Linked DNA regions of Homo sapiens: region 2 is linked to region 1. A link is a contact called in ENCODE Hi-C or POLR2A ChIA-PET data. All regions are on one chromosome and are shown on one strand. The core of a region is the stretch at or near the end of the contact, and the rest is flanking DNA. Distances in the headings are between cores, read along the strand shown. Region 1 overlaps ROPN1L (rhophilin associated tail protein 1 like). Region 2 overlaps DAP (death associated protein).

Region 1 (4,589 bases), core at 375-2,874:
AGCGCTCTTACAACTGGATCCTTGTGAAAACAAAATCAAGTGGATAAACTTTTTAGCGCTTGGATGCAGCATGCTTGGTGGGGTATGTACCTATAAACAGCATATTAATAATTCTGTGTCATCATGGTCCCAGCTTAAAAATAATTTAGGTTTCAGTAACTAAAGGAAACACTTTAGTAACTTTGTCTTAGAAAAGCATTTCCCCCTGCTCCAGGCCTATTATATTAATATTTTCAGGTGTACAGTTATTTTAATTTACAGAAATTATTTATGAATGCCTCAATTTAAAAGTTAATAGTAGATGAAAGATATGGATACTATTAAAATATATTTAGGTTTTAGAAGAAAATGCATCAATGACTTTTTAAAACTACAAATCATTTTGTAAACTGATAACTGTTTTGCTCATCTGTGGAAAGAGGCATACAATTATTTTCTACTTTAGTAGAAATCTATTATTATTATTTATTTATTCATTTTTTTTGAGATGGAGTTTTGCTGTTGTTGCCCAGGCTGGAGTACAATGGCGCAATCTCGGCTCACCGCAACCTCCGCCTCCCAGGTTCAAGCGATTCCCTGTCTCAGCCTCCCGAGTTGCTGATAGCTGGGATTACAGGCATGTGCCACCATGCCTGGCTAATTTTGTATTTTTAGTAGAGACGGGGTTTCTCCATGTTGGTCAGGCTGGTCTCGAACTCCTGACCTCAGGTGATCTGCCCACCTTGGCCTCCCAAAGTGTTGGGATTACAGGCGTGAGCCACCGCGCCGGCCTTAGAAATCTATTATTAATAACTAATAGATACAGTGAGATTTTGCTGATGTTTGAGTATAAGCCAAGCAACTTAGGAATAAGACATGATCCTCCAGGTGACGAGGCGAGCCTGGGAGGTCGGGGCGAGAAGGGAGAGGTTGGAGCTGGGATGATGTTGGCAGGGCTTCCTTTGCAAACCCAGAGTCAGTCTTCTCAGCTAAAGTCTTGCTGTGAGACATGGTGGTTGGGTGAAGGAAGAGTAACCAGGCATCTGCCATGTGAAGCTTATGAAGAAAGGAGGCAGAGAAAGGAGAACCAGCTCCCTTTACTACATAGATGAACAATTTGATTTTCCCCCCTCCCTTCAGTCTGTGGCCCCAGTGTGTATAACTGGTCCTTGCTTCACAGCCCTCACTCAGCTTTGCTCCATGCACAGAGCTCTTTCATTCCATTTTCATTAAAACAAATTACTTGAAATGGGTGGTGGTAAACACCCGCAAGGCTACCCAATGTGGCCACTAATGCACCAACAGTCACTTCCAACCACCTGTGGCCTCCTCCCATGTCCTGTCCCCCTGCCTGGTGGCCTGAAGCAATGACATTTCTGAAGTTCCTGCTTCTCGCTTCCTGACCTCTGAAACACATGCTTCTATGTGTCCCGCAAGAGGTACACTGTGGAATTTTAGTTGGTTTTGACTTGATGAAAAGACATTTGTGTTGTCAGTAATTTTCTGAAATTTTCATCCTAAATTATATGACTAGATGTATTCATCTGTACATCACAGGCCACGTTGTTCATTCCCTTCCTTCGCCATGTCACATCTGAGTGTGGCGCAGTTCACCAGCTCTGCAGATGGCCCCAGTGGGAAGCTCCGTGCCCTCAGGGAGTCGGGTGTGGTGTGGCTGTAGAATGAGCAAGAGTTTTGTTGTGTAACTGCTCAAAGGCAATGGAGGTGCTTCCTGTCAGCCCCGGGCTAATTGTGCCAAGGCCTGGATGTTGGCAGGCATGGTACCCTCCAGTAGCAAGGACAGGTGCAGATGGCACCAGGGGAGTGTCTCAGGGGTATTATCAAGATAGACAAAGGCAAATACTTTTAATTATTGGAGACATTTTTATGTCACTTTGTTAATCTGGAACTCTGTGAAATCTATCTATCTATCTATCTATCTGTCTATCTATCTAATCTATCTATCTATATCTGTATCTAGCTATATGTTTTTTGAGATGGAGTCTCACTGTGTCACCCAGGTTGGAGTGCAATGGTGTGATCTTGACTCACTGCAACCTCCCAGGTTCAAGTGATTCTCCTGCCTCAGCCTCCCGAGTAGCTGGGATTACAGGCATGCACCACCATGCTCAGCTAATTCTTGTACTTTTAGTAGAGATGGGGTTTCACCATGTTGGCCTGGCTGGTCTTGAACTCCTGACCTCAGGTGATCTACCAGCCTCAGGTTCTGGGATTATAGATTACAGGTGTAAGCCACTGCACCCAGCCTAAAGTATATGTGTGTGTGTGTGTGTGTGTGTGTGTCTGTGTGTGTGTGTGTGTGTGTGTGTATTTTTTTTTTTTTGAGACAGAGTCTTGCTCTGTCACCCAGGCTGTAGTGCAGTGGTGCGATCTGGGCTCACTGCCACCTCCGCCTCCCAGGTTCAAGTGATTTCCATGCCTCAGCCTCCCAAGTAGCTGGGATTACAGGCATGGACCTCCACGCCTGGCTAATTTTTTGTATTTTTAGTAGAGACAGCGTTTCACCATGTTGGCCTGGCTGATCTTGTACTCCTGACCTCAGGTGATCTGCCCGCCTCGGCCTCCCAAAATGCTGGGATTACAGGTGTGAGCCACTGCACCCGGCCCTGAAATCGATATGTTAACAATATAAAATTGTATGCAATGTTTGAATTAATGTTGGTGGTTTCTGCCTCTAAGCTTAGTTGTAAAATTTTGATTTTAAAATGATGAGAAAGTAGAATAATTCATGTTTTTGGATCCATCTTTATAGTTTTCACCTTCCTAATTGTGAAAATTAAGCACTAGATTTAAAACACAATTGAATCTGATTTGAAAAATAAGGCCTCTTGTCCATGTAGAGTGTGTGACACTAGATGGAGACATTGTGTTAAGGATAGAGCTTGGCCGTCTAAGCTGACTCCTGGGGAAGAGACATCACAAACAGCACACATTCTTTTGGGTTCTTCCTATCATAGAGAATAAATTGACACCAGGAATCATGCTGTGCATCACTGCGGGTTCCTGCCTGTCTCCTGACTTGAGCCACCTTTGCCAGCAGGACTCCAGATTTGCCCTTGACTCCTTCCATAGGTGCTGGAGGCCTCTCCTGGTTGTAGAAAGCCACAGCCACCCTCTGCTCTGGTCCAGTGCGGCTGTAGACTCAGGGTCAGGTTCAAGTGTGGAAGCTGACCTCTCCTCCCTCAGAGGAGCGTGTGCTCGTCTGGGGTCCATGTCTGCTGCCAGGGATGCCTGCTCTGCCCTGGCTCCCGCGGCCCACAGAGTGCTGAGCACGAGTTCAAACACCTGTCTCGGGGTGCGCTGGGTAGACAGGAGGTGCTCGGACCCTCCAGGCCTTGGTGTGGACAGTTGTGTTGTTGACCTTGTTGGCCCTGGGTGGCTTGGAGGTGTGCTAAGAACACAAAGCTGTGAATTCAAGGAGGGGTTTCTTCATGTCGTTCAGCGTCATAAGCGTTCATTTTTATGCTTTAAAAAAATACCTTCAAAAAGGAGGAAATGAAGTGCGATGAGAATAATTTGTAGTGGATTACCACCTGCAGAAGTTTATTTCACATAGGATGCTGTGTAATTGGTGGCTAGCCGCTGCCTGCGTGAGCGGGATAGATGTCGTTCCTGCTCCCTGCATCTATGGCGGGGGCGTGGCTTGTGGCAGGTGTACTCTCTGTGCTGTTTACATTTATTTATCTTAGAAATCACTCTAGTCAAATTCATCGAGTTGAAGATCTCTAAAAAGACTGGAAACCTCTGCTTCAATTTCTGAATCATACATACCATTCATTCCACAAATGTTTACTGTGCATTATTTTGTGCCAGGCCCTGTTCTAAGTGCTGCAGGTTCTGGAGTGAACAAAACGGGCAAACATCACCAGACTCTTGGAGCTGATGTTCTGTTATATCCTTGAAGCCCTGAACACTGCTCTACTTATTACATCAAAAGCTATCAATTCAGGTTAAGGGGCACTGTGAGCTGCCCCAGGCAGGTGAACAAGGACATTAAATTGCCATCTGGATGTTAAGAGATTCCTGTCCTCTTTCTCAATGTTTTGATGTGCTTGCATGGTGAAATGACCATATTTGTATGTTGTGGCTTTTATTTAATTTTTTTTTTTTTAAGAGACAGGGTCTCGTTCTGTCACCCAGGCTGGAGTGCAGTGGCATGGTCATAGCTCACTGCAGCCTCAACCTCCTGTACTCAAGCGATCTTCCCACCTCAGCCTCCCAAGTCGGGATTACAGGCATGCAGCACCACATCCAGCTAATTTTTTATTTTTTGTAGAGACAAGTATCTTGCCATGTTGCCCAGGGTGATCTCAGTTCCTGAGCTCAAGCAGTCCTCTTGTCTTGGCCTCCCAAAGTTCTGAGATTTATAGGTACAAGCCACAGAGCCTGGCTGACTTTTATTTTTCCATTTCTACAATGCCATTAATGATCCTGAGCATTAAAGCTGTGGATCAAAATGTTTTGTTTTGTCTTTTAAGCATGGAGATCTTTTTTTTTTTAAGATAAGAAAATTGTGAACCAAGTCTTTCATCCCCATACTGACACTGACAGAGTCAGTCTGTCATGATCAAAACAAATCACATTGACTT
Region 2 (4,398 bases), core at 911-3,410, 250 kb after region 1:
GCAGGATGTGACATACTTCTAGGGAGCATTAGGGCTCAATGGAAACTTTCCACTAAGACGTCAGAGGGGAATTGATGTGTAGTGTATAATCCTCACTTTGAGGCGCTATGTACACGTAGACATCTACATGAGAGCCTTCCTTCTTCCACATGGCTGGGCAGATAAGTCCACCCACCTGACTTCTGAGGCCCACTGAGAAGTGACAGAAAGTGCAAGAACAACACAGGTGCATTTCAGGAGAACTGCCACCACCATCTCTAAGGACAGCTGCAAGCCACCCTGCAAATGTTAATGAATTAGAATGCAAACTAAGGTTGGGGCCAAAGGAGGAACTGGAGGCTCTTTATTCTCCTTTTCACATCTGCTGGGACCTGTAGGAAGGGGAGTCGTTAGGGATGGGAGAAGGGAAGGAAATTTTCAGCTGAGGCACAGGTTCTGGTGGGGAGTTCTCACTGGCACTGTTGCGCCCCAGGGGCAGCGTGGATGTGTGGGGCATGGTAGTCAGCGTGCATGGATCTGTGCTCACCACCACTGTGCCTGGGCGCTTCCATCAGGTAAATATTCACTGAGCAACCACCCAGTGCCTGCCCAGTGCTGGGTGCTGGAGACCCAGGAGCCACCACCCAGATGGGGCCGGCCTTGCTGCGGCAAGAGGGTGCTGGGCTCTCTGCAGCATTATAGGACTCAAGGCTGACTTGACCTGCTTTGCAAACTAACCCAGGGCCCTTGTTTCTCTGGGTCACGTGCTATAGGTAAGATGGCCCTACTGTTTTACATTCTGTTATCTCAAACCAGAATACATTGGCTGACCAGCACAAGGCAGAATGTGTGAAAACAGAACTTTCCCAGAAAATCTGGGCCATGGGGCCCCTGCTCTGAATAGACGGGTGTGAAATGCCTGTGTCTGTGCTGTTCCATGCATCTGATGAACAAGCTGTCACCTTAGAAACCAGAGGGAAGAAGCCCACAGAGAGGTGAACACCCAGGAGGCAAACCATGGCATCTGGCTGGGGCATCCGGGTACTTGGTCAAGACCTGAAGCAACCATTGGCTATGAGGGCTTATTTCCCAAGGAAACAAAAAACGCAGTGTTTAAAGTGAGATACATGCATAAAGCACCCAGAGAAGTCATCTGCCTCTGTGTTGCTTGTTTAATAAAGGCAGGTGAAGATGGAACAGGAGCACTAACTCACAACACCGATTTAAAAGAAGTCAGCTGTATCATGGAGAACGCAAGTCAAAGAGGAGTTCTTTTCAAGCTCAAGATGCAATCTGCTGCTTTTCCTCAGCATTTGCCTCAATAAGGAACCAATTTGAATATTTTTAAACCCAGCATCTTTATGGTTCAGTAACGGGGCTGAGAGCCCTAAAATGGTTTTCAAGGATGTAAGTACAAACATACTGTGCATTGTAGTTTCCAATAATGATTGCAATGTCAGATGACATTGTATTTGTCTTCTATCAGTTTCTTAAAATAAATAAATAAATAAAAAGGTTGAGGGGGACGGGGGGCGGGGGGGCAGTGGGTGGTGCAACCAATCCCCTGCCATCTCGTCTCTGACCAGTAGAGGGAGAATGAACTTCATTCAGGGCAGCAAATTAGGCCTCAAGTTATCCCTAGGATGATGGTTATGTCCCTGATTCCCTGGGACGGTCTGGGTTCAGGCATTGGTCCTGGTGTTATTACTAGCAGTGCTTTCTTTCACTCTCAAAGCATGTCAGACTAAATATGCTGCATGGTCACTCCAAGCTGAGACACAGAATTCTGGTATGATCCTCAACTTTTCCGGGACACTTAAGTTTCATTTTTCATGGAAGAAATGCTCGGATTGCCTGTGCTTGGTTCCACCTTGATACTTGAGCCAGCTGATAAACAGCAACTTCAAGGCTGGCTCATGTTCTCTTTCCATCACTTTCCTTCCCCTCCAAGGGCAGGACTTATACTTTCCCAGCTGTGTTGCCATAAGAACTTCCCAACATGGCTTTAGGCTTATCACAACACAGCTTTAGGCTTCTGCACGCATGGCTCCCCTTCAAGGTCAAGGACCATGGTGGAATTTGTTGTGTGCCCAGCGCCTGGCACATGGTCTGGTGCGCACACATACTCAACAAATGCTTTGAGCACCAAATGACATCACCGGTCAGCGACCCTCAGCTTAGCACAAGTTTGTGGTCGTGGCCAGGCAGTGAATGAACCAGGGTGCTTAGCTGGAACTGTTTGTTGCTCATTTCTTAGGAATGAGTAACTCTCATGCCCTGCCCGCCTCAAAGGCTTGCAAAAGAGGCAAAAGAGCGATTAGAGATAGTGGATTTATTTTTGTGACCCGACAATCTGGCTGAGCTGGATCTGCTGGCCATGGGTTGATATCTGGAGTCCCCAAGCAAATGGGCCCTTCCTCCAGCTTTTGCCAGACTGACCTGGAAGATTGGCTTTTCTCCCTCTTTAGAGGGAGCTCAGGCTAACAGGTACTTCTTCAGATCTTTTCAAGGCAAACTTGAGAATGGTGATAGAGCCATGAGCTGAAGCTTAAATGATAAGCACAATTAGCTAGAGGCGGTAAGGAAAAGAGGGATGGGGTGTTATCAATGACCACATTCACGAGCCTGAATTAACGAATTCAACAGGAAAAACTCCATCTACCTTCTTTATGGCAACTCCTGGCAGCTGCCAACAACAGCTGGATGGCTTTGCAGGACTCTTGCCTAAACCAGAGAAAGACTAAGCATCAAAGGTAGCTCATCTTGTTAAGAAAGCATGTCTTTTTAATAAAGTGCGATGTCACTCATGACCAAAAAAACCCTTGCAAAAGGGACAGTAACATGCAGACAGATGTGCACCCTTACCCTGAGCATAAACGATCTGGCATGCCTTGCCTCCTCAGCCAGAGTCTCAAATGCCTGAAGAATCTGGGTCTTAAGTTTTCAACTTTCGTCTCCTTACCTAAGGCTACTCCACAATTTCTGGGTTTAGTCATCTGCAAGTGAATGCTGGGAAACAGCCTGTTTCTGTTGATTCCCCTTATCACCAAGCACCTAGGAGCAGGGCTCTGTGAGGAATGACTCACTCTGGGCAGTAGGACACATCTTACAAAGCAGGGGTGCTCCCAAAATAGGGAGCTTACTTGTTGGGACACAGTAAGATGTTTTTCCCTTTAGAAACAATATGAATGATGCTTAGGTTCCTAAACTGTCTCAGAAGACACGTAATCCAAGTGTAGGCTGTGAAATGCTAGTGTGCTGAGTTGGGGCTGAGAGCTGGGCCTGGCTGGCTGTGGGCTTCTACAGAGTAGTTGCAGCCCTGTGCACAGGCAGGGGGGGTGTCACCGACTCGCATGTGGGCAGGTCTTTGCTGCGCATCAGGTGCTTTAAGCTTCGGAACAACTGTGCAGGATTCTATTTTAGTATTCTGGAAGCATCATTGAGGAAGTAGTCCAGTGAAGTTAGCTCTAAAAAAACTCTTTACTCTAACAATTAAAAGAAATATGCCAAAGGATCCATAAGGGATGAATAAATTATTAAACTATTAAGAAGTTGCTATAAATATGCAGTGTTAATTCAATAATTCATAACGGACTGGTACAACAAGATTTTTTAAGGCTCATAAAATACTGCTGGCTTTGGCAGTAGCTAGTGTCCTGGGGCTCATGCCAATTGCTTCTTTACACAGCAGCCTGGGTGTGGGGGGCACAGGGAGCCTTCCCCTGGCTGGCTGCCCAAGGACTCCAGGTAGAGGACAGCGCAGGGCGTGGCTGTGGGGATGTGCCTTCACTGCCTCTCCAGCCTTGCTGGGGGCCAGGCACTGGCTTGTCTCTATGGCTTCACAAAAAATACAGCAGCGGTGAAGAGGGGGAGAATTCACAGCACCATGCTGTGGCAGAAAGCAGCATCCCGAGGGCTGGGCAACCTCTTGCCTGAACCTGGGAACAGGGCGTCCTGCCTGTCAAATACCAGCCAGCCTGGTGACCTTCATCTCCACAGGTGCCTTTGTACCCCAGAGTTTCCTTTATAGTCCCTGATCTCTTTTACCTGGAGCCCTTGGGGCTACATAGGTTTCAGAATTCAGGATTTTTCAAGTTTTATAAAGGCAATATGTTATAAAAATCATATATAGTGAACAGTTCTGGAGGGGCTTGGGCAGCACCCCATATTCAAACCCATTAATTTTTCTACAGCAAAATGTATGGATATTACACTAAGTAGGATTTAGGGACCATAAATATCCTCACATCAGCTCAATTTTTGCCACCATGAGTTTCAGTGTGAAAACATAAAGCCCTCTGCAGTTTTCTGAGTGCTCTGGAATGTGTATTTGCCTTGGAGACATGGGCACTTTCCGCTCACCACTTCCTATGTGTCTCTGTGCTGTCGCCCAGTCTGCTGCCAAGAAAGGGAAATGGA

The links. Hi-C counts contacts between places; a loop is a spot of excess contacts on that map. ChIA-PET counts read pairs that join two places held with the same protein, here RNA polymerase II (POLR2A). Pooled maps may share reads with other maps.
Region 2: a loop to region 1 is called in a map of OCI-LY7, with 5 times the contacts of the local background. The contact joins two enhancer-like sites. A Hi-C loop is called at or near these places in 13 of 168 maps with a recorded cell type or tissue (CD14-positive monocyte, Caco-2, HCT116 and 9 more), 15 of 37 single-sample maps with no recorded cell type and 20 of 50 pooled maps. POLR2A ChIA-PET finds 5 or more read pairs at or near these places in 1 of 52 experiments (activated T-cell).

The regions. Positions count from the first base shown.
Region 1 is chr5:10,450,032-10,454,620 of GRCh38, forward strand. ROPN1L (rhophilin associated tail protein 1 like) reads left to right here. Exons shown (of 5, transcript NM_031916.5): 3 at 1-82. Among named protein-coding and RNA genes, the nearest start is that of ROPN1L, 10 kb to the left of the region's middle. Within about 2 kb of position 1,625, at least 2 of the 41 ENCODE cell types and tissues checked have a DNase peak (open chromatin) inside an H3K27ac peak, as active enhancers do.
Region 2 is chr5:10,700,096-10,704,493 of GRCh38, forward strand. The region is part of intron 2 of DAP (death associated protein); the gene reads right to left. Among named protein-coding and RNA genes, the nearest start is that of DAP-DT, 59 kb to the right of the region's middle. RefSeq lists enhancers at 1-258, 1-522, 2,792-3,514. Within about 2 kb of position 2,161, at least 17 of the 41 ENCODE cell types and tissues checked have a DNase peak (open chromatin) inside an H3K27ac peak, as active enhancers do.